2 separate regions of the Homo sapiens genome follow, and region 2 is linked to region 1. Evidence: chromatin loops called from intact Hi-C (ENCODE). Cell type or tissue: gastrocnemius medialis. All regions are shown on one strand. Links, peaks and the distances in the headings refer to the core of each region. The heading gives the core; the rest is flanking DNA.

What was found. Peaks named below come from ENCODE experiments on the same cell type or tissue, not always from the same donor. Only the 100,000 strongest peaks of a DNase experiment are listed, where the experiment ranks them.
Region 2: it touches region 1 in a loop (2.1-fold over the local background); 13 of 110 quality-filtered maps call a loop at or near these places.

The regions. Positions count from the first base shown.
Region 1 is chr13:44,294,809-44,310,238 of GRCh38, reverse strand. No RefSeq gene overlaps it. Among named protein-coding and RNA genes, the nearest start is that of SERP2, 71 kb to the left of the region's middle. RefSeq lists enhancers at 2,917-3,540, 3,116-4,315, 8,668-8,857. In gastrocnemius medialis, for the core only: a CTCF peak has its summit at 8,945; DNase peaks (open chromatin) are centred at 6,278, 8,718 and 9,028; H3K27ac peaks cover 5,829 bases.
Region 2 is chr13:44,148,767-44,164,196 of GRCh38, reverse strand. It overlaps SMIM2-AS1 (SMIM2 antisense RNA 1), which reads right to left. Exons shown (of 5, transcript NR_104065.1): 5 at 10,118-10,550. It overlaps SMIM2 (small integral membrane protein 2), which reads left to right and starts at 2,940. Exons shown (of 3, transcript NR_197392.1): 1 at 2,940-3,052; 2 at 3,266-3,594. SMIM2-IT1 (SMIM2 intronic transcript 1) reads left to right here and starts at 5,975. Exons shown (of 3, transcript NR_046843.1): 1 at 5,975-6,175; 2 at 10,152-10,251. RefSeq lists an enhancer at 3,809-5,008. In gastrocnemius medialis, for the core only: no CTCF peak of the experiment used is centred there; DNase peaks (open chromatin) are centred at 3,466, 4,996, 5,876, 8,086 and 4 weaker places; H3K4me3 peaks cover 785 bases; H3K27ac peaks cover 7,099 bases.

The DNA.
Region 1 (15,430 bases), core at 4,120-12,119:
CAGGGCAGGTGCCTCTGTCCCAGAGTGAGACCTAGAAACAGCTGTGGTGTGCTGGAAGGAATCCTCAAACCTGGAGTCTGACGATGTTTAAAGGCTGATTCTGCCACTAATGAGCTACTTGATCAGGCGGATTGCTTCCCCTCAGTTTCTTTAGGAGACGGTGTGCTGTGTAGTACTAGCACTCTCATTTTGCTGTCTCTGGGGGAAGATTATGCATCCTTGTCGCATTGTACTAGGTGTGGCCATGTGATTTCTGGCACCCCTCCCTCCTGCTGGCGAAGGACTATATATCCCTGCCCTATTGACGTCAGGCTTGGCTGTGAGATTTACTTTGGCTGGCAAAAGTGAGTATGAGGAATTGTGCCACTATTGTATAGATGCTTTAAGAGACATTGTGGTTCTGCTATCTCCATTTCTCTCTGTTACTGAGTCCTGGAGCAAAGAAGGCATGGACAAGGGCTGTAGCTGACCCATCATACATGTGTGACATGAGTGAGAAACAAACCTTTGTTGAGGCAAATGCTTAGATTTTTGGGGTTGTACATTGTTGTAGCATCGCTTAGTTTAAACACATTAATGCAACAGGGAATAATGTGATCTACTTGGTGGGCTTTTTATGAGAACTATTTGAGAGAATTAACCAAAAAATGCATTGCTTGCCTATGAGGTCCCAGGTACTGTATTCAAGGTATAAGGGCCACAAAATTGTGTAAGGCATGGGTCATGTCCTTCAAAGAGCTCATAGGAGAAGAGACAGAGATTTCTAAAAGTTATGTCAGTAACATTGTATAGTAGACCTATGCTTTTTGCAAGGCATTCAGACTGGGCCGTCACACATTCTCAAATTAAGGAAAACCTCTTAACATTTGACATCCCCCAGAAAATGCTGAAAGAACAGTGAGTAGAAAACAAAAAAGGCATGATGATGTGGATGCTGGGCAGATGGATGGGACCCCTCAGGAATTGAGTAGCTCACTCATTAAACCTAAGCCTTACAGATCAAAATACTTTATCAAACCCTCATGGAAATATTTTAAGCACGTGGTTGCTTGCAAGAAGTCAAAACCATAAATGTAAATGATCTAAGAACGAAGAGTATGTGGTATTTAACCTGGCAGTACATGACATGCAGTATAGTTTATTGCTTGATAAATGGCTGGTCTAAAATTAGAGAATTGGGCTAAAGTTAGAGAATAAAATTCAAGGAGATCCACGATGTTCTTGTTCTAATCAGAGGTTGTTCAGTTATCCAAAAGAGAAACCCACTCAAAGCAGTTCAGTTTAGAACTGGGGAGTGGAAGGATAAAGGGGAATCTTGTGCACTGGAAAGGCTCCCAGTCTCTGGTACCCCTGTCTGTCTCTCATCTCCATTTCTCACTGAGAATGTCCCATGTTCCTCTCTTGAAGCTAGCTTTCCCAGCAACCCTGCAGCCTCCTCACTCAGTCTTGCCTCCTTCTGCCTTGCTGCTGTGGCTGTGCTGACCTGGCCCCTGTCTATGTGATGATGATGGTTAATTTTATGTGTCAACTTGACTGAGCCATGGGGTACCCAGAGAGTTGGTCAACATTATTCTGTAGGTGTCTGTGAGGGTGTTTCTGGAAGAGAGGAACATGTGAATGTGCAGGCTGGGTGAAGAAGATGGTCCTTCCTAACGCGGGTGGGCCTCATCCCATCAGTTGAAGCTCTGCATAGAACAAACAGGCTGACCCTCCCCTGAGGAAGAGAGACTTCCCCTAGCCTGTCAGCCATTGCCTTTTTTCCTGCCTTTGGATTTCGGGTAGGTCTCTCCTGGGTCTCCAGCTTGCCACCTGCAGATCTTGGGACTTGGTAGCCAACCTCCATAAGCATGTGAATCAATTCTTAATAAAAAATTTCTCTCTCTCTCTCTCTCTCCCCCTCCCACACACACATGATGCATATTTATATCATATATATATATACACAATGAACTACATCCTATTGACTGTGTTCCTCGGAGGAGCTTTTACTAATACAGCCGTTGCATGGATTCAGGCTCACAGATTCCTTGGCTGTACTCTCTAAGTCTCAGTAGAATTCCTGTGGAAGAGTGACTCTGATTTTCTCTCAGCCGGGTGACTGTGGCCCCATCAGCCCTGGAGGGGCATCATGTGGCCTCTGGGAGCCACCCCACTCAGATTAGGGACAGGGCAGGTTCTTGAAGGTATTATGGGTGGAGAACAAATGAGTCACATTCTCTCACAGATTTCCTTTCCAGTTAATAGAACTAACTTCACTTTTATAGACTTGAGAAGAGATTTTTGCACTCTTTATGAGGCCACCATGGGGCTTATATATCTGAGTGTTTCATTTCCCAAAAGGCTGGTACAATAAATGGCTCCCTTCTGACCTTCACTTGCTTTCCAATTAAAAAAAAAAAAAAACAGGAATAGCAACACTTTGAGCTTATTCTTGCAAATGTCCTTTGATGCAGTTTAGGAACAATACTATTGTTCCACCATTGCCCTCCTAGAGCACTGGGCCCGGAATCACCGGGGCCAGGAACCACTAGTTCATTATGGGCTCTTCTCTCTACCAGATATGTGACATGGGGCCTCAGTTTTCTCCTCTGTAAGAGGGGGTTAGCACTCACTGCTGGAGATACAACGAGTGTTGTACAAAGCCTGCTGACAATTTCATTCCATTTAAATGTTAAGATTGTTCAAGAATTCCAGGATATCTTAGCTAGAAGCTACGTTCATTGTAAAGATAATGAAACTGAGACTCAAAGAGACAGTATTATTGATGCGGACATAAACAATGATTCTCACAATTCTCTGGTTTGTTCTGCTCTGACCCTTTCACCTTCCACAAGGCGGTTTGTTTTCTTAGCTGGGAGGGTCAGGGATCCCAGGCTGCCTCACTTCTTTTCTTTTCTCTTTTTCTCTTTTTTTTCTTTTCTTTTCTTCTCTTTTCTTTTTCTTTTCTCTTTTCTTTTTTCCTTCCTTCCTTCCTTCTTTCCTTCTTTCTTTCTTTCTTTCTTTCTTTCTTTCTTTCTTTCTTTCTGTCTTTCTTTCTCTTCCTTTCTTTCTTTCTTTCTCTTCCTTTCTTCCTTTCTTTCTCTTTTTTTTTGTGTGTGTATGAGTGCAGCTGAAGCTAGCAGGTCTCTTCCTCCTTTTAAGGACTTTCTTCCTTTCCCTGGGGCCACTCATTGGACCCCCTCTGAGGTTAGGTGTGCGATCTTCCTCCTTTATAAGGAATCCAGGGCAGCAAGCTGCTCTTCTCAGGGCAGACTTGCCTACGGCAGGCAGGGCTTAGACTCCTATGACAGGAAGAGTCAAAAGCTGTAGATCTGAGTGAGGCTTCAGTCTGTGGCAGGGAAAAGGCACACCACACAGGCGTGCCAGCCCTGTGGCCAGGTTTTTCGGGATGTACGGTTTGGCAGAGCCGAGCCTGGGGTGCCCAGAAAACAGCTTTTGATGTAACGCCATAGAGGTTTTTGAACTCGGCCTGCAATGCCTTTAATCTCTCTTGGCTCCGATTTCCCAGGTTAATTTCCTGACATCTAAGGAGCTTTGTTTAGCGTGTGTAGCTTCCTGCCTTTTATGTCAGAGCCTGCGAACTGACGGAATCGTGGAGTGAGCCAAGAAACTGGGGGTGGGGGCAAGCCTTGGAGGCTCTCTTCCTTCTTTATTTTCCTTAGTCGCACACTCACCCTTAGTCACTTTTTTCCTTGGATATTAGCACAATAGAAGCCTCCTTATGTAAGATGTAAAAGCAGGGAGGGAGGGACCTGGGAGGGCTTGGTGAAAGAGCCTGGTCATTGTGTGAGTGAAGTCCTGGGGGAGGTTTTACTCTGGTTTTGCTATTTTGCAGTGATATCTAATTAATGCCTTTGGGGAGCAGTCACTGAGGGCCAGGGCCCTGTGTCCCCCCATCCCAGTTCTCTCCACTCTCTTTTCTCTGCCATTCAAAGACCCTGGCAACCCCAGACTGATGGAGAGAGACAGAGTGAGTGATTACCCCCACTCCGTTGCCTGGCGTGTGCTAACTCCTCTCTTTCCCCTCTCACCTCCATCTTCTCAAAGGGTGGCCTCCTCACCAGTTCCTCATTTACATTCTCTTTATTTGCTTGACATTACCATTCTATCAGAATTTGCTCAGCTGCTTGTTTATCCTTTGTGTGGGTGAGTTCCAGCGTTTCTGGCCGCTTCTGGACAGCTGGCCTGTGCCTCTTTGACTTAGTGCATAGGCACTGAGCAGGCACCTGAGTAAGTGTTTTAAATTGTGGCAGATGTTGCAACACTTACCTCTTTCCAGGGGCTGTGGTGAGGCTCAATTAACATTTCAGACACCCACACTGCAAGTGCAAAGTAGTTAAGTTTGAGAACTCAAATGTAAAGAAAACAAACCGATCTCTTACTCAGTAGCGGCCGAATTCATTAGCTGGGGAGATGTAGGGAAGCCCTCCTGCCACTTAGGAATTATTTAGAGAATATTAGATGAGAAGGGACATCAGAGAGCATCTCCTATAAGCCCACTATTCCTGGGTCCATGTTGGCCATTTTGCTCTTTGTTTTTATAGCCATTGAGTCCTCAGTGCCCAGGGCAGTCCTTGCCATTCAGCAGGGGCTCAGAATTGATTGTTGAGTGAATAACTGTGACTACTCACACCCTGGCATCTCACAGAGGAGCACAGATCTACTGAAGTTAGATGGGATTAGGAAGATTACAGCCTGTCTCCTGCCTCCGAAGGGAGTGACTTTCCACTTAATTGACTTGTTTGTTTTGGTTGTCTAGTGTGGATCCCTGACTGCTTCAAAGGCACTCAAGCTCAGTCTGAGGGCCTTTAGGAAGCATCTCAGAACTCCCCCACTTGCTGAGGAAAGCCCAGGTGGGCACCAGCAGGACACCTGAGGCCATCTTTGTGGCAATTAAGAAGACTTGTTGAGATTGGAGGTGCGAGTGGGGGTGAGTCTCCCTCAGGCTTGGCTGGGTCTGACAATCCGAGTATGCCGTGATATTGATAGCGACAGGAGGCAGCCAAATGCCTAGGTAGATAGGGGCAGGTCCCTGGTGAAACCTCACCTCCAAGCTGAAGAGTTTAAAGCCTGAAAGTCAAGTTGCAAGTTAAATCCTTGGGCTGGATTGAGAATTTATATTTGGCGTGCTTTCCTCTGATTGGTCCTCGCACTTCACCTATTTTACATATACCTACTCTTTCCTAATTGGTTTTCTATACTGTTGGGCCCACCTTTGAGTGATGTCTTTGCTTTAATCTTTTTTGCATACTCACAAACCAATCAGCACACACTCCCCATTCTGAGTCCATAAAACCCTATGGACATAAAAGACACCAGCCCAGCCACATGGGGAATGTTCCTGCCTTTGGGTAGGGGGAACAACCCCGTGTCCTCTCTCTGCTGAAAGCCGTTTTCATCACTCAATAAAATTATTCTCTGCCCTCCTCACCCTTCAATGTCCAGTGTATCTTCATTCCTCCTGGGTGTGGTACAAGAGCTTGGGAATCACCGAATGTGGGTACAAGGTATAACCCAGGTGAGCTGGGGAACGCCAGCATGGCTGAGTGAGGCCCGGGGCTGGCAAAGTGACCAAGAAGAAAAATCCTACATCAATATTTGGCCAGAGACAAGTGCTCCTGAAGGCAATGCTGTTTGCGATAGCATCCCCCTGAGGGTTGTCTTCAGAGAAGTTGTTAAGGGGGCACACAACCACACAAATGTGCAGGGCTGGCTTCGGTGGAGCCCAGGGTATTTTTCACTTGAAAGTCTACCCTTCTAGCAGTTAAAAACAAACAATGAAATTCTTAGAAACAAAACCACTGTGAACAAGAGATTGTCTTGGTTCAGGAATTCCCACAGCCTCTGTAACTCTTGGCCTCTCTGTTTTTCTGCCTCTGTTTCTTTGTTTCTGCCACTTTGCCTTTCTGTTTGACTGTTTTTGACACACATATATGCACATGCATGCACATGTACACACACACACACACACAACGCAGTTAATTCTTTCCCCCAACTTTCATTATCAGCAGCCGTGTACCTTCTGCTCTGCAGCACAGACAAATCTTGGGTAAATGGGGAGGATACCAAGCATTAAAGTTAAGCTGACTTGTATTCCAAAGGACTGATTTGAAATTGTCCAGAGCCTCAGGAGGAATTGCCAAGGACATTCAGAGAGGCCATTTGGATCCCCAGGGGGATGATGCAGCAGGTGCAGAGGGGACAGTGGTGTCACTGGCGAGGAGCCCAGGAATGATCATCAGGGACCACTGGAGTCACATGGGAATGAGCCCTAACATAGGTCCCTGCTGCTTCTTGGCAGGCCCATCTCCTTTCCTGCCGCTGGCCATTTGGTGACCTCCCAGAGGCTGTGGAGTCAGACAGGCTTGGACTGCAAACTCCAGCTCCGGCCCAAGTTAGGGGCTAAAGCCAAAATAGCAAGGGAATGCAAAAAAAAGGTAGCTAATGGGAGGTTTTCCCTGCTTCTAGGCCATGCCTATGGAAAAATGCCAGTGATGGGAGTCCAATTCTAGAAACTTCTTGAGCAAGACACTTTATAGTCCTGAAGTTAGGCTTTCCTATGCTTGTTTATGGTACTGAGGCAAGGCAATGCCATGATTTCTAATTCAACTCTTTTTTTTGTTCATTCCTTCCTATTTCCTCTACCACCTAGCTACCTCCCCAGGGTGTTCATAGGAATAAAGAGAGTATGTGGAATTGCTGTGAGCTCCTTATAAGGAAAGTGTTACATAAACACAGAGTATTTTTATGTGTGCATATAAAATATATCTTCTCTGGCTAGAAGGGCCTTATTCACGGAGCTAAATAAAACAGGTTTATTTGGAATAGTAGCAATCCCAAAGGACCTGAGTATTGCAAAAAGCTTGTGTTTTGGGAAATATTAGTCAAGGGGAAAACTGTTTCTAGCATCAGTTTTTTTCCCCCATCTGTGAAGTCTTTTTTTTTTTTCCTTACACCACCGGCCACCCCCATCTGTGAAGTTTAACTTGTCTCTTACTGTCTTTGTTTTATCTTGATGAGGTTCCCCATGCATACTCATACGCTGGCATCTCTGCATAGTCCCTAATGTGGTTTGAGGCAATGGTGTGCTGGTAAATGTTTTAACAACTCGCTCTTTGTGGGGGATGACGGGGGCCTTATTTTGTAGTATTTGCCAGTTTTCATGATGTAAATGCTCCTTACCATGGCCAGTTTCAAGCTATCAACATGAGTGATTGCAGAGTTGGCAAAGATCCCCTACAGTAAGCTACCATTATATGGCTTTCCCACCACACAGATAAAGTATACATAAACAACTTCAAGAGCACAGGCAATACTAAAGTGTAGTAATGAGAAGTAATGAGTTTTGAGAGTTTATTACATTTTCAAAAATATAATTTATTTAATTCTTTTGATTTAATTTTTATTAATGGCTGTGTTAACAACTGGCTTGCAAAATTTCAGAATATTTAATAGTTGCTTCCCTGGAGCTGGTGTGAGCTGCCCCCAGCACAGCACTGGATGAGGTGTTGACCTTGATATAGCCTTGACTCCTCTGAAGCCCGTGGTTCACTTTGCCAAGGCATCTATTGGGTATTTCCACCTGGATGTCACACTATGATGGCAAAGTAAATGACTGTGAGAATAAACTCCTCATTTCCCCACTCACATCCCTTTCTGCCTTCATCCAAGTTAAAAATCTTAAAGTCACCTCTTTCCTCCTTCTCTCTCGGTCTTCCCGCTTGCTAGCCAACTATTACCAAGTCTTCCTTTGAAACATCTCTTAGTCATTCTCAAACTTGGCTGCACACTAAAGTCACCTGAGGAGCTTTAAGCAAATCCTGATGTCTGGGTTCCACTCCTACGTATTCTGGTTTAATCAGTCTAGGGTGCAGCCTGGACATCATGATTTAAAAAAGCTCCCAAGGAGAAACTAATGTGCAGCCAGGGCTGCCAATCACCATTTTTTTCTTTCTCGTTGTTATTATCTTCTAATTCAGTATAATGAAACACAGACTTGGTGATCCAACAGACTTCGGTGTGAATCTTGGCTTTGCCAAAGGGTATTCTTTTTAAGCTCCCTGAGATTCTCTTTCGCCAACTGTACAGTGGGAATAATGACCCTTTTAACATACGGTTATGTAAAAATGCCTCAGCTGAGCAGATATACAAAGCAGCAAGCAAAGTGTGACATGGAGGCTTGTATCATGGACCAAGTGAGGAATCACTAAAGCCTGAAATACAGTGATTGTCTACTGATATGTCTTTCTAAAATCTGATGTTTCACACCTATGCTCCAAGTCCTCTGTTTTTTCTCAATTGCCCAATGAATTAAGTCTGGACCCTTTAACCTGACCACATGCCTTCATATCTCACCCCAACCCACGGTGTCAGCCTCATACCTGCCCCATTTGCTCCCGTGTAACCTGTGGCCCAAACTCAGCAAAGTTTTCAGGGGTCTTCAAGCTTCCACATCTTTGCGGCTGCTGTTCCCTCTGTCTTGAACACCGTTCCTTTCCTCTCTCACCTGAACTTTCCAACACAGCTGTTAAAGTACAACTCAGAGGTCACTCTCTACAAAGTCTTCCTTGACTGCCTCTGACAAAATTAATGATCCCTTCTTTGTGTTCCCACAGCCTTTGGTACAAACCTTATTTAGCATTTGACTACATTATTTTAATGATTTGTTTTCATATCTGCCCTCCTTCAACTGTGGCTGAGTCATCTTGGTATTCCCCAATGGCCCAACGCAGATGTTTGCGAAATAAATGGGTGCATTTCCTGTCTCATTTTTCATCACTCTCTTGTCCTCCTGTATAAGAGATATGCCAATAGACTAGGTGGAGCGATCCTAGATCAGAAAACAGTACTTATAAGTATCTTAAAAGCCCCATTGAAAAGATATTTAAAACTCCCAGAAAAAGACTCCTCTCAGATCCCACATGGCAAAGCATATTGAAGTGAGTGGTGGCAGACAGGTGAATAGCATACCCTTCACCCTCAGAGAGGCTGTGAATATTAGTCACCCATGCAATGCTGCCAGGAATCCCTCTGGGGCTGGCCCAAGTCACAGAACATGTGTGGATTGTTTTCTAAGCTGTGCTGTGTTAAAATAGCAACTCCCGGTTTGCCTCAGGTGTAGAGTTTAGGTTCATGGTTCACTGGATATTTTAGGAAAATAGGAGTGAACATTCCAATCGCTTCTCTCCCCACTCGTAGTGTGTGAGGTTGTTTGTTCACATGGCTCAGACTCCGCAGAGAGCAGATTGCTGATAATGGCCATCCCGTCTCCTGGCCCTCTCCCAGAAGAACCATATTTAAGCTCTCAGTTGATGTGAATGCCCGGAAAACATTACTCTCCAGGGTAAGCTCAGGGGTGGTGTTGAGGGGCTTTGGAATCCCCGATAGAGCCAGAGCCCTGGGCCTACATTAGAGAAGAGGCTAATTTAGCTGTTTTCTGGGAGGCCATAGGTCTAACCAGATTGTAAGAATGAATAAATGAATTAACAGAGGAATCCTTCCCCTAAACTTGAAAAAAGAATTTGAAACCCTACTGTAGATTTAACCATTAATTCTCCCCTCTCATCGGTCTTCCCCAGTCTCTCCTCCAAAGATTCACCCCCTTGCTTTTGAGCACTGACTTGTTGAATGCTCTTCACTGAAGATCATTTGACCAGACTAACCTTCAGTGGCAGACAGTAAAAAAGGCCATCAGTGACCAACTCCAGGTATGGAGGCTGGACGGCTCTCTAATGAACTCCGGCTAATGCAGAAGAGAAAACACTTTAAAAACCAAAACAGGTGAAGGTCAAGGAATGATGATAGAGTAGAAAATGCCTTCATTCCTTTCATTCAAGAAAATGGCATGCAGGTGGTTGTCACTGGGTGGATCCAGTGGGCATATGTGCCAGAAATGGCATTGATGGGATGGAACTGGAGGCTGGGGACATGTTGGTGAAGTGGTGAGGTAGTGACAGGGAGGAGGGTTTGCAGAGTTCCTGCTGATTCTTATGAAAGCTCCAACAAGGGTGAAGAAAATGGATCATAATCATAGAAAACGGCTACTCCAACTCCACGTGGTTAAGTAATGGACAGGGGAGTGTCTGGGAGTGAGGGCAACGCTACCTCGTATCTACCTGGACAGGCATGGATGACATTTACTTGTCAGAATCTTCAGGTGCTAAAGAGTATACGTTCTATGAAAACAAGTGTGCTTAGAAATGCGAATGCAATTAAATTACAGGATTCAATTAACAAATACTATGTGGGATGGTGAAAGATATTGTAGGATTGCAGAGCTGTGGTTTGAGGTGCGATACCCCACAGAGAGTGTGCAGCCACCACCTGGCAGTGAGGTGAGTCTGCTGAGACAGGCTTCTCTTGATTGCCTCTCAAGGTGCTCAGAGGCTCCTGCCATCTTGGAGCGTTTGTCATTGTGATTCCAAGATAGGAATTTGCAAAGTTCTGTTTACTGGCTGTACCCAGGGATGGAGGTGGAGGTTCAGAGGGCATAGTCTTGGCCACACCACCATATTATGGGGCCAAATCAAACACCCAAATAATAGAGTGCAGGGAGTCACACCCTTATGTCACTTGATTCTCATTATATCCTTCTGAGTAGACAGGGCATTAGTTGATTCATTCAGTCATTCATCTATCCATTCTACACATACTAAGCAACATGTACCAAACTTTGTGCTAGGAATTAAGAACATAGACAGACCTTGGTTTCAAGATGCTCAGAGCCTAAGAAAGAATATTAACTTTGGTACCAGAGTGTGAAAACATCAGACTAGAGAGCTATACAGGATGGTCTGAGGACACACAAGAGAGGTGCTGGATCCAGCCTTGGAGAAAAGTCCAGGCAGTCTTGAGTTGACCTTGAAGGATGAGTAGGAGTGAGTCAAATTACAAGGAGGCAGGGGGTAGGGTTCAGATTCCAGGAAGTGGGAATTGCATTTATAAAGATATAGAGACACGAGAAAGTGTGATGATGCGGAGGGAGTAGGCATTAGAGTATGACTGGAGCAAACCAGGCGGAGGCCTAGAAAGAAAAAGTCAGAGAGATAGAAGGGGTCATATCATTGAAGACGTTGTATATCATACTAACTTTTTAAAACTTTTTTCTAAAGTAGTGAGAAACAATTGAATATTTGTTTTAAATCAACTTCATTGAGTTATTTTTACATGCAATAAAATGCACTTATTTTAAGTGTGCAGCTTGATGAGTTTTGATGGACACATTTACCTGTGTGGTAAATAGAACATTCTTATCTCCTCCAAAATTTCTTGAGCCCCTTTCTGGGTAACACTTTGCCTAACTCCCAAATCCAGACAACCACTTACCTGCTTCCAGTCACAATAGATTATTTCTGCTTATGCTAGAGTTTCATATCAATAGAATCATACAGTATGTTCTCTTTTATATCTGGCTGCTTTTACTCAGTATAATGTTTTGGAAATCCATCCATACTGTTGGCTGTGTCAGAGGTTCATTCCTTTTTATTGCTGAGTAGTATTCTGTTGTATATCACAACTGGTTTATCCATTCATCTATTGATGGCTATTGGAGGTTCCAGTTTTGGACTATTCTAAAGTTACTCTGATCATTCATGTACAAATTATTTTTGGTATGTGGATGTGAAATCTTTTTGCCATGAGTTATTATTTATCTTGAGTAAATAACTATACAAATATCCAATAAGCACATGAAAAGATGTCCAACATCATTAGTCATCAAGAAATGCAAATTGAAACTACAATGGGAGACTAGTACATTCCTATTAGCATGGCTAAAATTACAAAGACAGACCATAACAAATGCTGGTAAGGGCGGGGAGGAACTTGGGCTATCATATACTGCTACTGGGAAAACAAAATAGTACACCCACTTTGGAAAACAGTTTGGCAGTTTCCTATATATATTCATATACTCACCATATGACCCAGAAATCCCACTTCTAACTTTTTTTTTTGAGACATAGTGTTGCTCTATCACCTAGGCTGGATTGCAGTGGCACAATCATAGCTCACTGCAGCCTCAAACTCCTGGGCTCAAGCAATCCTCCTACCTCAGCCTCCTAAATAGCTAGGACTGCAGGTGAGCACCACCATACCTGGCTAATATAATTGATCTTGTTTTTTATAGAGACAGGGTCTTGCTGTGTTGCCCAGGCTGGTCTTGAAGTTTTGTCCTCAAACAAAGCTCCCACCTTAACCTCCTAAAATGCTAGGATTACAGGCATGAGCCACCATGCTCTGCCTACTAAATTTTTAACCATAGAATAACTTTGATAAGGGTAGCAACAGGAACAGATTTGGTTCTTAAAGGAACACTCTGGCAGCACTGAAGATGATAGATTCTGTGTTTAGTCTTCAGAAGCATTCATTTTGATTGTTGAAACATAGCCCATCGTGTTTAAATATTATTTGTGACTAATTATTTCCTTATTGTGGATAGTTAGGTAATGTTAGGTATTTTGCTATTGAATAGTATTCTGAATAAACGTCTTCATGCACAGAATGGGTTTGTTTCTGCTGAATTGCTTCCTTAAAATGAGTTTCTAGGATTGAGATCACTGAGTCATTGTTCTTAAAATTTTTATGCTTTTTTGGAGCCAAGTGTTGTCTGACTGCCTAAAGATTGTACCAATCAATAACAGCATTTATATTATTAATTATTTTTCATAGATCAGAAAAGAGAAGCTCAGATTAGTGAATTAGCTAACACAGGTAGGAAAATACACAGCTGTGCTTTGGAACTGTGTCCTGGACCCATCCTTAGTCTAGTGGTCCTTTCTCTCCTGCTTGCCTCTGTTAATCAAATTGTTTCTTCTAGTCACACTTGGATCTACATGAGAACCCGTCCTCTGTGCCACGGACCCTGCTAGATCCGAGGACTACAAAAGAAGAAAATGCAGTTCTTTTTTTCGAGGACCTTATGGTCTAGGGACCTTCCCCATTTCCCTCCTCTCTGCCTCACTGGCATGGAGAAAATCTCAAGTGAACAGACTGAATGACAAAAGGAAGGAAAGAAAAAGTGTTAAAGCCATATGCCAGGCTATGGCTTGGATAATAATTTTGACTCAGCTTCCAGGACCATGCTGAGAATAGCGAGCAAATTGCATCCCATGTTGTGCCAGCATTTGGCTGGGTCAGCCAGCCACTTGGGTGAAGGCCTGGAATTAAAAAACCTATCTCAGTGGGACATGACAGCAGAGATTCAGTGTGAGCTTAAGAAGGAGGGAGAATACAGAAGCGTTCAGCGGGGAGAGTGACAAGTTGAAGCAATAGCCGGGGGAGTCTGATGGAGGCATTCTGAATCGAGTGCATTTTATTGTGAACAACTCACATTTCTTGAGTTCTTTCTGTGTGGTTGGCATTGTTCTAAGTACTGGAAGAAAGTAGAAGAAAAGGGTTTGGGGGCTGGAGATCAAGATGTTCCAAGAAACATCTGGCAGTAATCAATGCAAGTAAGGTAGGAGGTGGAGTATGGAGGTGGTCCCGTCACATTTTAGTGTGTTTCAGCTCTCTCCCTCCATCCCTCACTCCATTTCAGCACCCCCTTTCTCTACCGTCTCCCCAACAGCATGTCCTGGGCCTCCAGACTCACAGGTAGCTCTGTGCTGCTATCCCGGCCCCTCACAGAGACACCTTGCCCAAGTCTGCCCCCCTATGCTAGGATGACAGCCCCAAATGCCTGCAGATGCCAGTCAGGTCAGATGAGTGAGTAAAGAGGGGTGTTACAGGGGACCAGTGGTGGGGGCTGTGCGGAAATAGATAGCTCCTCACCATCTCAAAGGAGGAGCTGCTACTGCTCTGCCAGAGGAATACTGTTGATGTGAATGGAACTGGGCATTACTAGATAGCCCAAGGTTCCAGGAGTGGGGAAATGAGTTTATATGAGATTTTCACTGTGTTTAAATTTTGGAGATCCAGTGAATTTAAACATTTTTTTCCCCACAGTTAGTATTGGCTAAATAAAATAAGACTTTGGGCTGGCCTCCACTGGGGGCCTCTCATCTGCGCTTCTGTTTTAGGCAATGTCATGTTTCTTTTTCTTTCTCTCTCAAAGACTGTCTCTCACTCCTAGGGTCTGCTCCCTCAGGACCCAGGGAGGTGGCTGATCAGATAATTAAGTTCTGAGCTTCATAATGGCTTCATGGTGACAAATTTGCCATTGCCTTCCAAGCTATGACCTGGAGGTACTGGGGCTGATAGGGAAAACTGAGGCCCCATAGGAGGTGGGAGTGATCTCAGGGTGGGCTGGCCCTTTTGGTCCTAGCCCTCAACAGACCCTATGGGCAGCCCATGAGCTCTGACCCTATCTAGAGTTAGTTCCCTCTTCAAGTTTTCTGGGGGAACTCAGTGATTATTTACAAATGGCTGCACGTGGGCCTGGGGCTTGGGATGGAGAAGGGTTGGCTCTGGGGGAAGGCAACTGCAGAAATGCAGGAGTGACTGGCCCAGAAGCCTTCTCTGTGTAGCTTAGGTTTAGCATTAAGGCCCTATCTGCATTGCCCAATATAGTAGCCACTAGTCACATGAGGCTATTTAAATTTAAATTCATTAAAATTACATAAAATTTAAAAAAATGTTGGTCCTCGGTTACACTAGCCACATTTCAAGTACTCAATAGGCACATTGAGCTGGGTGGCTACTGCATTAGCTGGTGCAGATCTGGGACATTCCATCACACAGATAATTCTATTGGACAGCACGGCTGGGCCACCAGCCCATGAGGAAACAGGCCTGGGGATCCGGAGAACTGAATTTTGGTCTTAGTCCAGGTACCCACTGGCTTTGTGACACAGTCAAATGGTTTAATTCCTCTGGATCTTGTTTCTTCATTGGTAAAAAGGAGATAACATTTTTCTACAAGATTCCCTTGAGAATCAAATAAAAATACAATCGTGTTGGCATTATAGTGATTAATAATGTTAACAAGGCCCATGACTTCCTAGCCAGATGCTGTCCTGAATGAGGGGAAGAAGCCTTTACTCCTCTCACTTGGTCTTCAATCTAATTCTTGGATTTTACTGTATTAACTTTGCTTAGCATAACCTCAGAAAGATTCCCTAGGTTCATGTAGGCAGGGAGGATGAGCAAGAAGGAAGAACTGTGATGTGGATGCTGCTCCATGAGTTGGGTAATGCCCAGTTTGCACAACTGTCCAAGGTAGACTGGGGGAGGTTCAGGGTTTCTTCACTGGAACCAGTGAAGAAAGGAGAACTGGAGGGGTCAAGCGGATCTGGTTAGCAGTGGATATTGGTAATGCTGAAAAGCTGCAGGGGATCAGCTCTAGTGCCTGGCATGTGGTAGAAGCTGAAGAAATACTTGTTAAATGAATGAATGAACCATGCAGAGGGTAAAGACTAATGGGCAATGGGCAACTTCTGATGACCTTGGCTGCTCTGCTGACTTCTCCATCAATATAAAGTCTTGAGTTAAT
Region 2 (15,430 bases), core at 2,362-10,361, 140 kb after region 1:
CATATTTTCTTTACTGGGTAGATACAAGGTCATCTGCAGAGAGGAAGGTGGGCCGATGGTAGAAGAATTGTCACTTAACAAATCCTACTTCTTAATACATTCTTTTAAAACAACTCAACAACAACTTGGGTGCATTTATATGCTTTGCATGAATGTATTCTGCCATTTCTGTGAGGAAGCAAATTATTACGAATAACTACAAAAATGAAATGGTTATATATTTATTTTTTCAAAAACAAAAGGCAAATTCCAAAGGTATAATCTAAGATGAGGCATCATGATCACAGAGGTGCCTGTTCCCATTACTGCCATGCTTTAATCCACTTGCCCTCAACTGTCTACCATCCTCCGGCTCCCCATCCCTCACATCCTAAATAACACACCTAGCTTAAGTAACAATTACTCACTTAAAAGTGGGAAAATATGGTCAGTATTGAGGGAGTGTAGCACCAAAATCTGTATCAGTCAAGGTTCTCCAGAGAAAGTGAACCAATAGGATATGTATGTATGTATGTATGTATGTATGCATCTACTATCTACCATCTGTCTATCTATCTATCTATCTATCTATCTATCTATCTATCTATCTAAGAAGGGATTTATTATAGAAATTGGCTCATGCAATTATGGAGTGACAATATGCCACCTGCAAGCTGGAGACCCAAGAAAGCTGATAGTGTAATTCAGTCCAAGACCAAAGGCCTGAGAACCAGCGGGGGAATGCTGCTGGTGTAAACCCTGGAGTCTGAAGGCCTGAGGACAAGGAGCTCTGATGTCCGAGGGCAGAAGATGGATGTCCCAGCTGCGGAAGAGTGGAATCTGAATTGTGGCCCTCAAAGACCCACTGGAGGGCAGACACTGGCAGGCTGTGGGAGAAGCTGAGGATAGGGTGAGTGAAACTCCACACGTGACCTTGGACAAGTGCCTAAACTTTCTGTGCCTCTGTGTGTACATCTGCAAAGTGAAGTGGTGGACTTTGTGAGCCCCAAGGTTCCTCATGCATTCTAGAATTGCAGCACTTTCTGAGGGATTGTAAGAGGAAAGAAGCAGTTACAGAAACACAATTTTGAAATGCTAGGTCTTTGGTATTTGAAGCCAAGGAAATGGCTAGGGGTCTCTGAAAAAAAAATAGTATTATGAATAAGATGGAACCAGACAGCACCCTAAAAGTTTGTGACAAAGGAAGTCTCAATCCTCACATCAGAAGCAAACTTCTCACTGTATACCTTTACATTTTATAAAACATGGTCACATGGAACAATAGCTTGCAGACTGGGAAGCACTTGAACATAATAGTGTTTCATTTGATCCTCGTACACTCTTGGGAGATAGAAAGCATTATTTTTACTCTCTCTATTTTATGAACAAAGAAAATCAGTTTCCAAGTAGTTAAGGTCACAGAGCTGAGTATTGGGCTCTGTTCTTATGGATTTCTGTACCCTCCATAGAGAATGGGGTCAGTGGGGTCTTATCCTTGAGCAGCCGTGTCAGAAGTGGGAGCCCTGGGCATAGAGCCTTAGGGACTTATGGAACATACTGTGTCCTCACTAGGCTGGAGCAGGGACTATGGTTGTGGATGCCATAATTGGTCTGCTTTGGAAAGGGCTTCCTTTATCTCCACCAAAGAGATATCACCAAAGATCTGGGGGCAGCTTGGCCAGTCTATGTGCTGACTCTCTGCTGGAGCTGTCTCCTAATCAGGTCACTGCTAGAGTTCCTCTTCCTAAATGTCCCAGTGCCATGACTTTGGTGCTCTAGCTTGTGGGATTGAATCAATCTAAGAGTCCAGAGTCTATGAGGACTCCTTCTTCTCTATTGTATGCTGCTGTCTGAAGCTAAATGCTATTGTACAAGTTTTGTTGCTGTTTAGATTTTTTTTTGTTCCCAGATTATTGTTCCAAAAATAGACCTACGATATATTCTTATACATTTGAATTTAATTAAGAACCTTTTTCTCAATGACATAAATATGGTTTTACTATTTCCAGCCAGGCCAGACAAAGATGCCTGAAGACAGATTTCTAAATGATGCTATGTGCCAATTTCTCTGATCTTTTTAATATTGTAACTAAGGGGCCTTGCTCTGAGATGGTGGTTTACGATTTTGACATGCTGTCCTGTACCACTCTCTGATCACAAGGGAATACGTAGAAACTCACCAAAGCAACTGCTGTCAGTCATCAAAGTGGAGCCACATTGTCCCTTCTAACCTCATAAGGATCCTTATGGGATTCAGGATGATCACATTTTCAGTGCTCTAAGGACTGTCTCCGTATGACCCCAGCCATACCATGCCCATTACTGATGTATTTGACCTGTTGAGCCTCCAACAGCATTGCAGACTCCACTTTTTGTGTTCCAACAGGACTAAGGCCAGAAGCGAATGTCCTATTTTTTCCTGCCATTTCTCTGCTGAGCAACAGTTCACCCTTGAAGCTGCTGCTGCCTAAAGAACAGGAGAAGATTCAGGAATGCTAACAATAGTTACCTACATATCGCATGCCCTCTGCCCTTGCCCATTGTAAGAGCCTCACCACTTGGATCAGTAAGAGTCCACACTTGCTCAGTACATCTTGGTGCTCACTTCAGCTGTGGGCTCTGATTTAAACATCCAGCTCAGGGGATGCCTCTTTGGTGCATGTCATAATCAGGAGAAGAATGCTGGCTTTGGATTCTGGAACTGACTCCATTTGTAGTGAAGAGTTTGGAGAGCATCAATAATGGGATGGCAACATTCATTCATTCATTTATACCTCTAACCAGTCTTTCCTCACATACTGGTTGAGTACTCAATACGTGCCCTGTGCTTAGCTGAGTACTGTTCAATGGTGAACAAAGAAGACATGGTCTTAACTAGAAGTTCCTATTTCAACAGAGTAGCCCAAGGAACTTCAACCACTTTTGCTACAGGTGTATTAGTTACTGCCAAGAGTCTGTAAGTGTTCATGGGCCTCATTAAGCTCTGCCTTCCTTCTGCTTTTTGGAGCCTGGCCTTTGGTTGGCCTTGAATGAAGAGTGGGGCCCCAAAAGTACCACTGTCAGCACTCTCCAGGTGAGTATTATCCTGGGAGAGGCCAGGGCATGAGGAGGGCCAGGGCGTGGGGCCCTCTGAAGGCTGTGTCATCCCAGGCTTCAGCCACAGAGGTTTTATTACGGAGGAAAGCTGAGCTGTGAGCACGTTGCTAGGCTGTGGCTATTTATTTTTATAAACGAGCCTTGTGCTTAATTTAGAAACCTGCTTTTTCTTTTTCTTTCTTCTTTCCAGCATCATCTGGCTGTCTGGCACCATCAAAGAATTGCATTTCTGACCCAAGAAGAGCTTATGGGTGGATGGGGGTGGGATGGAAGCTGGGGAGAGGATTGATGCCAGCCAGCTGCCTCACAGGGTGCTGGAAACACGTGGCCATGCCATTAGCATCCTGTTCGGCTTCTGGACGAGTTTCATCTGTGACACCTACATAGTCCTCGCTTGGATCAGCAAGATAAAAGGCAGCCCTGATGTTAGTGCCTCCTCTGATGAGCCATACGCCAGAATCCAGCAGAGCAGAAGGCAATGCCACGCAGAAGAGGACCAAAGTCAGGTGCCAGAAGCAGGTGACATCTCCACTCTCAGTTCTTTGGAGGCAGCTATTTTAATAGAACCACTTTACTGCAGCTATTTTGACATGAGGATATTTTGGTATGGCTCAAAGATTCAGCCGATAAATGTTCAGCTTTTTAAAAAATAAATGATGAGTAAAATAGGCATCTTGCAGGCCATCTGTGAGCTTCACCTCAACCTTGATCTTCACCTCCCCCCCTCCATTGTCAATCTTACCTCCAGGCATCAAGGGTGTATGGATTGGTAACAGATGAAGGAAAGGACTGGTAGAGGTTCAAAATGAAAGAAATAGCAGGTCAGGACTCCAGGAGGGTTGAGGGTCTTTTAAAGTAAAACAAAACAAACAAACAAACAAAAAAACAGGGTCAACCAAATTCAGAAGTCAGGTAGAAGTCAGAGAAGGAATGAAAGATGGGAAACTGGTTATAAACCAAATACAGCGAGTCTGAATTTTGGCTTGTTTTGAGGCTGCTGTATCAAAACAGTTGTGTTGGAAGAGCTGCATGAAATTGTTGGGCAAGAAATAGTCCACTCATGATTCAGATAAGCTCATTTTGCCTCTTCCATGGTCGATTTCTGACTCATAAATGTCTATACATTTCACTTTACGGCTTATGTGAGCCTCAGTTTCCCCACATAAAATGCAGATGATGATGTTGGCCCTTCCTCTTTCCCCACCTTTTGCTCTCCTTCCAAGTGGCATGATGAGGAATGAGCCAGCATCTTGTAAACTGCTCCAGGCCACCTGGAGAAATGTGCTTGCGTAAATAGTCGGCATTAGTATACGTGAGTCTTCCATGAGTAAAGAATTTCAGAGTTGGCAGCCGTCTCTGCCTGGTGATTCATGTGGGCACGATGATGCCCTTAGCTACAATGTATGGTGTGGGTGATGAATTTGTTCTTGTCACAGCAGAGGACTGAGTATTCTTTACCCAAATGCTATAGATTGAGTTTGCACATGGGAACTAGATTAGCTCTGAAGAGAGTTGAAAGGAACCTGACATTTCTGCCTACAATCTAGAGTTTCATTGTACAAACAACCGCAGCAGCACATTTGTGCCCAACCATTGGCTCCCTTTGCCAGCAAAGAAAATCTTCTAAATTCTTCTGCCATTTGTCAAACCTGCCAAAGTCCCTGGAGGCAGTTCTGGTATAATTGAAGGTGGAGAAAGATAATATTCTCTCTACCAGGTTTCACTACTTCCTGTGTTGGTTGTTCACAAGGGGAGAGCTTCTGCATCACAGGATGAAGCTTCGGTGATTTAGATGTGGAATATCCTTCCAGGATTAGGGCAAGGAGGCCCCAGCTTCCAGAACCCTGTCCTGCAGCCTCCGCGTGGCTGGGCAGCGGCCTTCCTTTGAGCCTTCAGGGTGGAAACGAAGGACACGTGCGTCTCTGCAGCACTTCCGGCTTTCGCTCAATCCTATTTTCAGAGCCAAAGCGCCATCTCCTCTGGTACAGTTAATCTTTGTTCCTGCCACTGACCCTTCTATCTTTATTACTTTTCACCACGTCCTGGCCTTCAGATTTCTTATGGATTTGTCTCTCAGGCGTTGTGTTTTGATTCCCTCCTCACATTTACTTCCAAGTGCCAAGAACAACTTTGTTCCGGCAGAAGGATATTATTTGGCTTAAAAAGAAGAATGAGCAGTGGCTTCTCTCCATCAGCATTCTTTAGGTTTACGTGGGAATTCATTCTGGGAACCATTTAGAGTCTCCTTCAAGCCTCTCCCTGACCGACAAAGTTTCTGTCCCAGAGAGTTACTTTGCTTCCATTGTTTCTAAGTGGATGATAAGAACCTTTCTTTCTGAGCCTGTGTAGAAGGACTCAACACCCCTCCCCTCAATACTCCCCAGAGTATCCATTGGCTGGGCCCACAATGGATACACCCTGAGTATTGTTACCATTGTTATAGACTTCAGCATCAACTCCAGTATTTGGTGGTCCAATAAACCTTGAGTCCTCTTCAAGAATTGTTAGTTTTTCCCACCTTTGAGAACCACACTCACCCTTTAAGGCAGCTCTTCCTAAGTGACTGACAAACACTCCCTGGTTGAGCTGGTGGGGGCAGGTCCAGCCAACAATGGCTTCTCTGTTGACATCACACAGGCCTTAATGACACAGACTAGTCACAACAGCTGGTGCCCTCATGAGTGCCTATTAATATTTTGGGTAAGTTGTATTGCCCCATCCACCACTCTGTATAGTGATTCTGGAATTTGCTATTTGATACAAGCAAACGAAGAGATGGAAGGGGCTGTTCACCACTCAGTCTGCAAGCAAGCCTGTCGTGCCCATCTGCCAAGAGGAGTCCTTGTGTGCCTCCAAAATGGCCTGGTCCTTAACTTGATCTGCTTGGACTGATTGCAAACAGTGGCTTAGCTTCCTCTAGACCAGAGGACATTCTGTGCTCCCAAAACAGAATGCTACACATGGGAACAAGGGAAAGGGAGGCTTTGAGAGGTCAGCCAGCAAGGCCCCTGCTTCAAGCCTAAAACCAACGTAATTAGGTGAAGATTGAGCAGGATAAGGCTTTGCAAGGAACATCCCTGCCACGTCAAGGTGATCCCAGGTACGTGAATTGGCTCCTTTTGAGTCTTCCTACAACTCTTGGAGGCAAATAGGGCGGGTATTATTACTCTAGTTCTACCAAGGGAGAAACTAAGTTCTAGAAGTCAACTAAGGAAGTTATGTAACTTACTGGCGGACAGGACACAAGAAACCTCAAATTCCTGACATCTGTTCCAGTTTTTCCCATCACCCCATGTTGCCCTTCAGCAGGGCTTAAGCAAAACAGCCAACGCAAGTCCTAGCCTTTCCAGCTGGGCTGAAGTTAGAAACTGGCATGGATTTACAATGGAGTAGCTGGGGCCTGGGAGGCTACAGATAACTGCTTCTACTTGCTCGTATTGCAAGGCAAGGCTATATGGCTCAGCAGGGCTGAAACTATTTGGAGACTCGATTTTTACATGGTCATGGTGAGGGGGAGTGCAAATGAGAAAAAGGTACAACAATTTGCATTTGTGTGTGTGTGTGTGTGTGTATGCACATGTGCACATGTTTGGGCACACAGATGAGAAGACATTACTGTCATGATGGCTGTTGCAAGTGGATGGAGCATGTTCCCTTGCAGGTCATCTGCAGCTTCATGGACACACTGTAGCTTCTTACCTAAAGCTTCCACATCTCTGCCTGATGGCTCTCTCTGGCCACAGAAATTTGTTAAGCCCCATGCATGGGGAAGCCCAGAAGAGCATCAGAGTTAAAGGGGCCTGGAGCAACCCTTAACCAATGAAGGATGGAGCTTGTTAAAAAAAAAAAGTCTCCGTTTTTTTATACCCCCTGCCAACAGGAAAATCGAGGTGTTTTCCACTGAGCCTTTGAGAGGGACTCCAGAGGAAGTAAAACCCAAGTGCTCTGTGCAGCATCCTGCTCATGTACACCCCCTTTATTGGCTAACCCACCTCTCTCTATCTTGCTTCTCCAATCCCTCACTGTGTTTCTGGGGATCATATCCCCAGTAAACATGTGCATCTAGATTCCTGTTTCAGGAATTGAAACTAAGACAGTGGCCCAGTTCCTGCCTCCTGAGAGTGCCTTGTATGTGGTGGGTTTTCAGCCCCGCCAGATTCCTGCTAAGCGTGGCAGGTATGCATTTCCATGTTGAGCATTGCCCCCTTTCAGCCATTGACCAGGAAGATTTTGGCTCTGGCAGAAATAATTATAGAGTTTTTCAGGTTGGAAGAATCTCATCTCCAGGAGGACCCCTGCAGTAGTCCAGCAAGGATAAGAAACAAAGAATGAAGATGGGTGCATGCTTGTGGTCTCAACTGGGGAGGCTGAGGTGGGAGGATCACTTGAGCCAGGGAGTTTGAGGCTGCAGCGAGCTAAGATGACACCACTGCTCTCCAGCTTGGGTGACAGAGACCCCATCTCAAATAAATAAGAAACAGTGAATGGAATTAAAACAGTGAACGTTCACTAAAAACAATGCCAAATTGAAGCAAGCTTGGAGTTTTCTTGTTGAGCACATGGGCTCCTGAGCAGGTGCAGCCTCAGCTACTCCTCATTACCTTTCACCGGGCAAGCCATGCCAATAAGATCTCACTTTCACAGGGCATGTCTGGATTGACTTACTGTCTAAATTTCTCTTAGAGCTGCAGCAGGAGAGTCCTCTGCAGCATAGGAAGGTAGCATCAGAACTCCCTGGGGTAGGATCAGGTTCCTGGATGCTGCATTCCTATCAGTTCTCCGGAGTTCCAGCAGACAGCAGATTCGACTTGCAACCAAGCAGACACATGAAAGTAAATGTGCACTCCTAACATTTTGTAACCTGCCTCCCACAAAACAGAAGGCAGTCTTCCCTTTGCCTTATTCCCAGCCTTGCTCTTGACATTTTTACAGCCGACTTTGCATTTCTGACACCTCCCACTTGAATTGGCTCCTGGTCTCTCCTGGCTTGAGAATCCTAGTCACGTGACCCATCCCAGTGCACGCTCTCGGCTCTCTTTACGGCCAGGCCACACACCTCCTCGTCTTGACATTTAGGGCTTGTCATTTCTTTTCCTCTTCTGCTCCAATAAATCAGGACCAGTCAACATTCACTGCCCCCTGGGTGGTGTTTAGGGAAGCTGATACTGGGCTGAGGAGGCTTTTCTGTGTGCACGGGGGTTGAAAGCAAGCATTGCCTTTCTGCTTCCAATCTGTGGCTTTGCGACAGTGAGAATGAAACCCTGGGCAGGAGCCCAAGCTCCATGTCCAGGCGTCTTGTCTGACTTGTACAAAGCTGAGTGCTCAAACCAGACAAAGCAACAATGGCCTGCTCCTGGGTGCTGCCTTGTTTATGGCTCAGACCTGTGCCGCTGCTTTAGCTCATTCACCTCAGAAGGTCTGGTGTGGAATGGAATGATCAGCAGCCCGAGAACACAGAGGCTGTGCCAGTTCTGGCCCTCCCTGCCTCCCATACCACATCCTGGAACGTGGGTTTAATCCAGCCTAGAAGCAAAGGGGAAGCAAACCTCTTGAGGAGTGCCTAGTGGCGGGTGCTAAGCGATGCCCTTCAAGGGCATGAATGTATGGGAGGATAAAGTCATCAGAAAGAGAGAAAGCAGAAAGCAAGGGAAGATAGGAAATGGGAGAGAGCAAAATGAGAAAAGAGGAAAATGAATACACAAAGTGATCAGTAGGCAGAGGAGTAGCTGGCTGCCACTTACAACTCTTTGAGTGGCACTGATGCCATTTGTTATCCATCCCTGTTTCAAAGTGGGGTCAGGAGCTAGTGGATGCATGTGCTCTCTCCAGAGAAGACACACAGCTCAGATTTTCAAACCATGTTGCCCCCCATGGTTCCCTATATTAGAATTCAGCACAACTCTACTTGCTCAACTGTGAGAGGTCTTAACCAAACGGTTTGAAGCTGCTTTATAACAAATAAATAACCTGTGCAAATGTAAGATGATATATTTTTCCTCCTGTTCACCACAAGACTTGAATACACATTATCAGCACAATCCCCAAAGGTAATTTTAAGATGCAGGTTTAGAAGATTCTTTTCAAGAGACCATGACAGGTAGGCTGAGCATAATGTCTGGCACATAGTAGGTGCTCAATAAATGTCTGAAATTGAGTTAGTGAATGATTGAATATGAGAGACAGATCAAGAAGAATATTTTAACAAGAAGATACTTCAGTATTTAACACTGATACTTTTCAGAACATCTGATTGTTTTTGTTCTGGGCCTCACGGTTTTAAGGATGAGTGAACTTTCCAAGTGCACACTCACTGGCTGGCCTGTGATCACACACACATGCGCCAGGGTGCTAAGTGCAAGGAAGATTTGGACAATGCACAGTAATGGTGGAGGTTGAACCTGGCCAGGAGATTCTGGAGAGGTCTCTAGAAAAGCAGGTTCCAAAGCTGCTGAGGTCTCACCAAGCAGACCAGGCCCTGGAAGACAAACATAAAGATAGCAAAGGTATATGAAACAGCCTATTGTGTCAGAGAGGTGCAATAGTATGGCTGGGTCAAATTGGAGTGTGTGTGTGTGTGTGTGTGTGTGTGTGTGCGCGTTGGAGGGTGGGGCAACCACTGGCCTTTTTGGTCACCATGGGTTTTTCAGCGCCTTCTATGTGACCAAACACTGGCATTAGTAGGTTTCCCTTCTTTAGCTCTTCTGGGGGAGCTGAAATCCCATGTATAAGCTATTGCCTTGTCATGGCGGAGGGTGTGAGTATACTCATGTCTCCCTAAGGCCTCATGGTTTATGGTAGAGGACAATGATCTTTTATCTTCAAATCGCTTCATGGTGCTTATCTGGTTTCTAGTCTGTATTTCACTCTGCTGTGAACTACCTTGGGGAAAAACCTTCCTGCTTTTTGAGCACAGTGAGCACAAAACAGTTTTACAGAATGGATGGGTGCATGGGTGGACAACGGCCGGAAAAGATAGGTGGCTGTTCAGAAACCTACGAAAGCCCTTAAGCTCTGCTGTTCTCTCTTAAGGCAGCAAAATTCATTTTTTATCATGAGTACTCTTTGTTTATTACTAGCATTGCAAGTTCTCCCCTGAGGCGCAGAGCCCAGAAGACATCAGCGTGGAATGAAAAGAGTCAAGGATGGAGCCCCCACAGGACTTAGCAAGAATGCCAAGTAAGGGCTGTATAGGAGGGTGGCCAGCACAGGCCCTGAGGCCTGGGAGGAAGGGGAAGGGCTTGGAGGCTTTGCAGACCCTCAGACTCTTGGGCCTCGAGCAGTACCCGCAGACACAAGTCCTAGTGCTGGAATATTGTGCACACATCTGCTGCAGAATGCCTTGGGAGCCAAAGGATTTGATGAAGCTCAAATCAGAGTAGATAGAAAGCAATTATGTTTTTGCATCCTCAGCTCCTGCCACCCTGCACCTCCCTGGGGATGCACTTGTGGCATTTGGGTGTTTTTCTCACAAAGGCCTGGAGAGAGAAAAACATCCAGTCACCATCTAATAAATTATCCATTATGTCACCGCTTCTGCTGGCCTCGTTCTGACACTTCTCCCCTTCTGATTGTAGACAATAATTACCCTCTAATTGCTAAGATAATCTTGCTTATGGAGCTACAGCAGCAATGAAAAGCTGTTGTTTGTTAGGGCTCATCCTGAATGTTGATTTAAGCTGAATTACACCTCAGTTCGATCTGAAGAGCAACCCCCAGTCAAATGAGGCAAGGTCTTTGGAGACCTGGAACTGGGTGCCACAGCATGTTTCTAGCTTCTCTCCTGGCCTAAGAGCTACAGAGCTACACCTGACTTGAGAGAGGTTACTTATCAGCCCCTCCACAAACAGGGCCCTGCAGTGGGATGGATCCCTTTGTGTCTGAGGGCCACCCACCCGCAGTGGATAGAGAATGACTGAAGGAAGGCAGAGAGTGCACCCAGTGCCCCCCACCAACAAGTGGATTTCTCTGCAATTCAGATTGGCCTTTGACTCTGTGCCATTATGTCTTTCTTCAAAGCACATAACTGAATGGCAGAAAAATATCACAAATCATTAACGTAATTAGTGTTTATTGGACACCCCATATTCACATTGCTTGGTGCTGGATGCGGTACAGCCTGAGAAGCTTATTTCCTGCAACATGAGCACAGAGTCTGTGTGGAAGGCACGGGGCATATATGGAAATCTGCGGCAGTAGTATTGGACACACTAACAAGCATCAATTTTCAGATGGGGTAAAATGGAGGAAGAGCTTGAGAGAATGCCTGAGTGTGAGCTGAATGGCAGGCTTGACAATATACGTCACTTAGTTGATTACTTCATTTATCTACCTCTATTTATTGAGGACCTACTAAGTGAGAAGTATGGAACAAGGCACCAAGAATTTTAAAAATAACCATTGCCCAGACATTTTGAAGAGCTCACATTCTGCTGAGAATTGAAGTGTGAATATACTATATAAATGATTGGAATACAATATCCATGGAGAGTAGGGAGTATTAGGAAAGCATCAAAGAAAGGCTGATTGATTCAGCCAGAGGAGATGGGAGCTAGCTTTGAACTGGGCCTCGAAGGGTTGGTGAACTTTTGAAAGGTTGGCTGAAGGCATTTTTGGCCTGGAAGCTGGAAGGGCATGGAGTAGTTAAAGTAATGTGAAATAGTTCTGTGTGACCAAAGAACATCCAGGGCAAGGCATCGTGAGGGGATGCAGCTGGAGAGAGGCTGAGAATAGCTAGTTCTGAAAGCTTCTGAGTGTCCTGTGAAGGCTGTGGGCTTTACATAACCGGCTTTAGGTAGACAGAGGGCATAGAGAGCCTCACTCTGGCCGGTGTGGAGGGGACTGGATGAAGGGAGGGAAGGACAGGGCCAGCAAGGCCTGCAGGAAAGTGGTCAACATTACTGGAGTTGCAGGAAAACCTTTCAGAGATGCATGGGAGATGGAGTTCATTCGGCTCTTGTGTTGCTTTTCTCTCTTCAGTGCCTTTGGGGTACCCCTACACACAGTTGTCTTATAATTCTCCTAATTTTCTTATTCTGGAAGACTTTCCATATATTTCTCTTGGGCTCCGAGTTCTATCCTCTATTTCTGTAATGTCAGGCTGTATGACCAGTTTTGTTTTTGGTTGGGTAAGAGAGACCAGGGTGCACACTCAAGTTAGTGGAAGTTTCCCACCACAGGCTGGACTCAACCTGAAGTCCCTTTTTATGGCTGAAACAACTCTTTTCAAGTTGATAGATTCTCACTCGAAGTGGAAGTTATTTGCTTAAGGATCTGGACCCCTTTCTACATACTCCATCAGAGATGCTAATCATTTAGGGGTCAAAGGTCAGCTAGCCTATAAACACAAATTTATTGGACATCTGCTGTTTACACATCACACTGCTATTCCAGGTTGTGTTCCAGAAAGAGTCTAGACTCTGAGTCTCTGCGAAAGTCCTTTTAATCCCTTCCACTGCCAACAATGCTTGCTGCTGGCTTGGGACAGCCTGCCTACGTGCTGTTGCAAAATGAATCTCTCTTAAAACACTCACAAAGCCTGACACATGTCAGTCAGTTGGACTGCCAGCACCTGCCAATGGACACAGAAACAAGAGAAAGGCTGGTCTCTGGACTGTTTTCCAGATAATAAATCTAGCCATATGGAGGAAGCAGCCTCTCCTTTGGAGATGGTAAATCAATTTCCCTAAAAACAAACAAATCTGCATTTCTCTGAGCCTGTTTTTCCCATTTCCCAAAGTTAATATATTCTGGATAATAAAACAAAAGGAAAATAATAGGTTGATGCAGCACCTTCTATGTATGTGATTATCTGTAAAACATCATACTGGGTACTATAGGCTCATAAAAAAACCAAGGCTTGGCCTCTGACCTCATGGACCTTATATTCTACTTGGAGATGTACAGAGCTGGATTAATACATTTAGGGGCTCCAACCTGAAATGATTATAGTCCTTCTCACCCACATACAGATAATTTTTTTAAAAAAAACCAGAATTTATGAGTAAGCAAAATTTCTGCATGTTCTTATTGCAAAACTCTGGTTAAGCTAATTGAATTGAAGATGAGCTTTTCTCATGTTCTAGTACCCTTGTTTTGTTGGTGTTCTAAGCATGGGCTTCATCTGCCTACTAGTAACCCGGATGGGCCAAAACTATGCACATCGGAAGCTGTAAAACTGTATATACCAGACGATATTACAATAAGAAAAGTACATGGTGGGTCCCTGTGTCATTCAGGGTTCTCCAGAGAAACAGAACCAACAGGAGAGGTGTGTGTGTGTGTGTGTGTGTGTGTGTGTGTGTTGAGAAAGAGGGAGAGAGAGTTTTATTTCAACGAATTGACTTAAGTGATTGTGGGGGTGGCTTGAAAGTCTAAAATTTGTAGTGCAGGCTGGCAGGCTGGAAACTCAGGAAGAGGTGAAGGTACACTCCAGAGGCAGGATTTCTTCTTCCTCAGAGAAACCTCAGTTTTGTTCCTAAGGCATTTCACTGATTGAATGAGGTCCACCCATACTAGTGACAATAATCTCCTTTACTTAAAGGCAAGTGATTGTAGATGTTAATCACATCTACAAAATATTGCCATAGCAACACCTAGATAAGTGTTTGATTGAGTAACTGGCTATAGCCTAGCCAAGTTGACACACAAAACAGACCATCACAGTCCCCAGTAAAAGTGTAGACATGAGCACTGTGGATGGTCAGAGGTGGGAATCTGACGATGTGATAGCTGGAAGGGAATTTAGAGATCACCAAGTTTAATCTTCATGCACAGGGAAGGTGCCTGCCGTGCTTGGTTTGTATGAAGTATTGAAAACAGGCTTTCCCAATCTAGTAGCATGTTTTATATGAGGGATTCAAGTGGACTTTTACAGAGGCATGGGGTCTGGATTATTTCTTGATTAAGCGTGGTGAATCAGAATGTACATAGCAGATGTCCAAATAATATTTTTTAATTAGATCACATTGGATCTAGGCCTGAGGCTTAGTCTTATCCTTTGAGGAAAGGATCCAAGACTATCATTTCACTGATATATCCCTAGGGCCTAGCGTAGTCTTGGTACGTAATAGGTGCTCAAAAGCATTGGTGGAATTCATGAGTAGAATGAATGCATGGAATTCAGGCCAGTTGGAGGTGCAATATCCTGATTCTATCATAGGAATGTAGACACAGAAAGGAAATATTCTAAGCACTAATCTGAGTTTCATCTGCCGGATGGAAATGCTAGTATATTACCTTTCTAACAGGTGTATCCAAAGGAGTATCTGGGCAAATACATATATTTAGCACAGCACTAGGCATATAGTAGGTGCTCAATAATCGGTAGTGATTACTATGACAATATTTCTTTTTTTTTTAACTCGTTTTTTTCATTATACTTTAAGTTCTGGGGTACATGTGCAGAACGTGCAGTTTTGTTACGTAGGTCTACATGTGTCATGATGGTTTGCTGCACCCATCAACCCATCACCTACATTAGGTATTTCTCCTAATGTTATTCCTCCCCTACCCTCCCACCCCACAATAGGCCCCATTGTGTAATGTTCCCCTCCCTATGTCCATGTGTTCTCATTGTTCAACTCCCACTTATGAGTGAGAACATGCAGTGTTTGGTTTTCTGTTCTTGTGATCGTTTGCTGAGAATGATGGTTTCCAGCTTCATCCGTGTCCCCACAAAGGACATTAACTCATCCTTTTTTATGGCTGCATAGTATTCCATGGTGTATATGTGCCACATTTTCTTTATCCAGTCTATTATTGATGGACATTTGGGTTGGTTCCAAGTCTTTGCTATTGTGAATAGTGCCGCAATAAATATACCTGTGCATGTGTCTTTATAGTAGAATGATTTATAATCCCTTGGGTATAAGCCCAGTAATGGGATTGCTGGGTCAAATGGTATTTCCAGTTCTAGATCCTTGAGGAATCGCCACACTGTCTTCCTCAATGGCTGAACTAATTTACACTCCCACCAACAGTGTAAAAGCATTCCTATTTCTCCACATCCTCTCCAGCATCTGTTGTTTACTGACTTTTTGATGATCGCCATTCTAACTGGCGTGAGATGGCATCTTACTGTGGTTTTGATTTGCATTTCTTTAATGACCAGTGATCATGAGCATTTTTTCATATGTCTGTTGGCTGCATAAATATATTCTTTTGAAAAGTGACTATAACAATATTTCCCACAATCCAACTCTGGTAGATGCTGGAGGTGCCATGCCCAGAGCACCTTTACCAGCCGTGCACCCATCCTCCAGCTCTGGGTACTGACTTTCAATAGCTCACAGCTGCCCACTTTTCCAGAGAATTGCTCTCTACTGAAATAAGAGCTGTGTTCACTAGGAGGTTATGG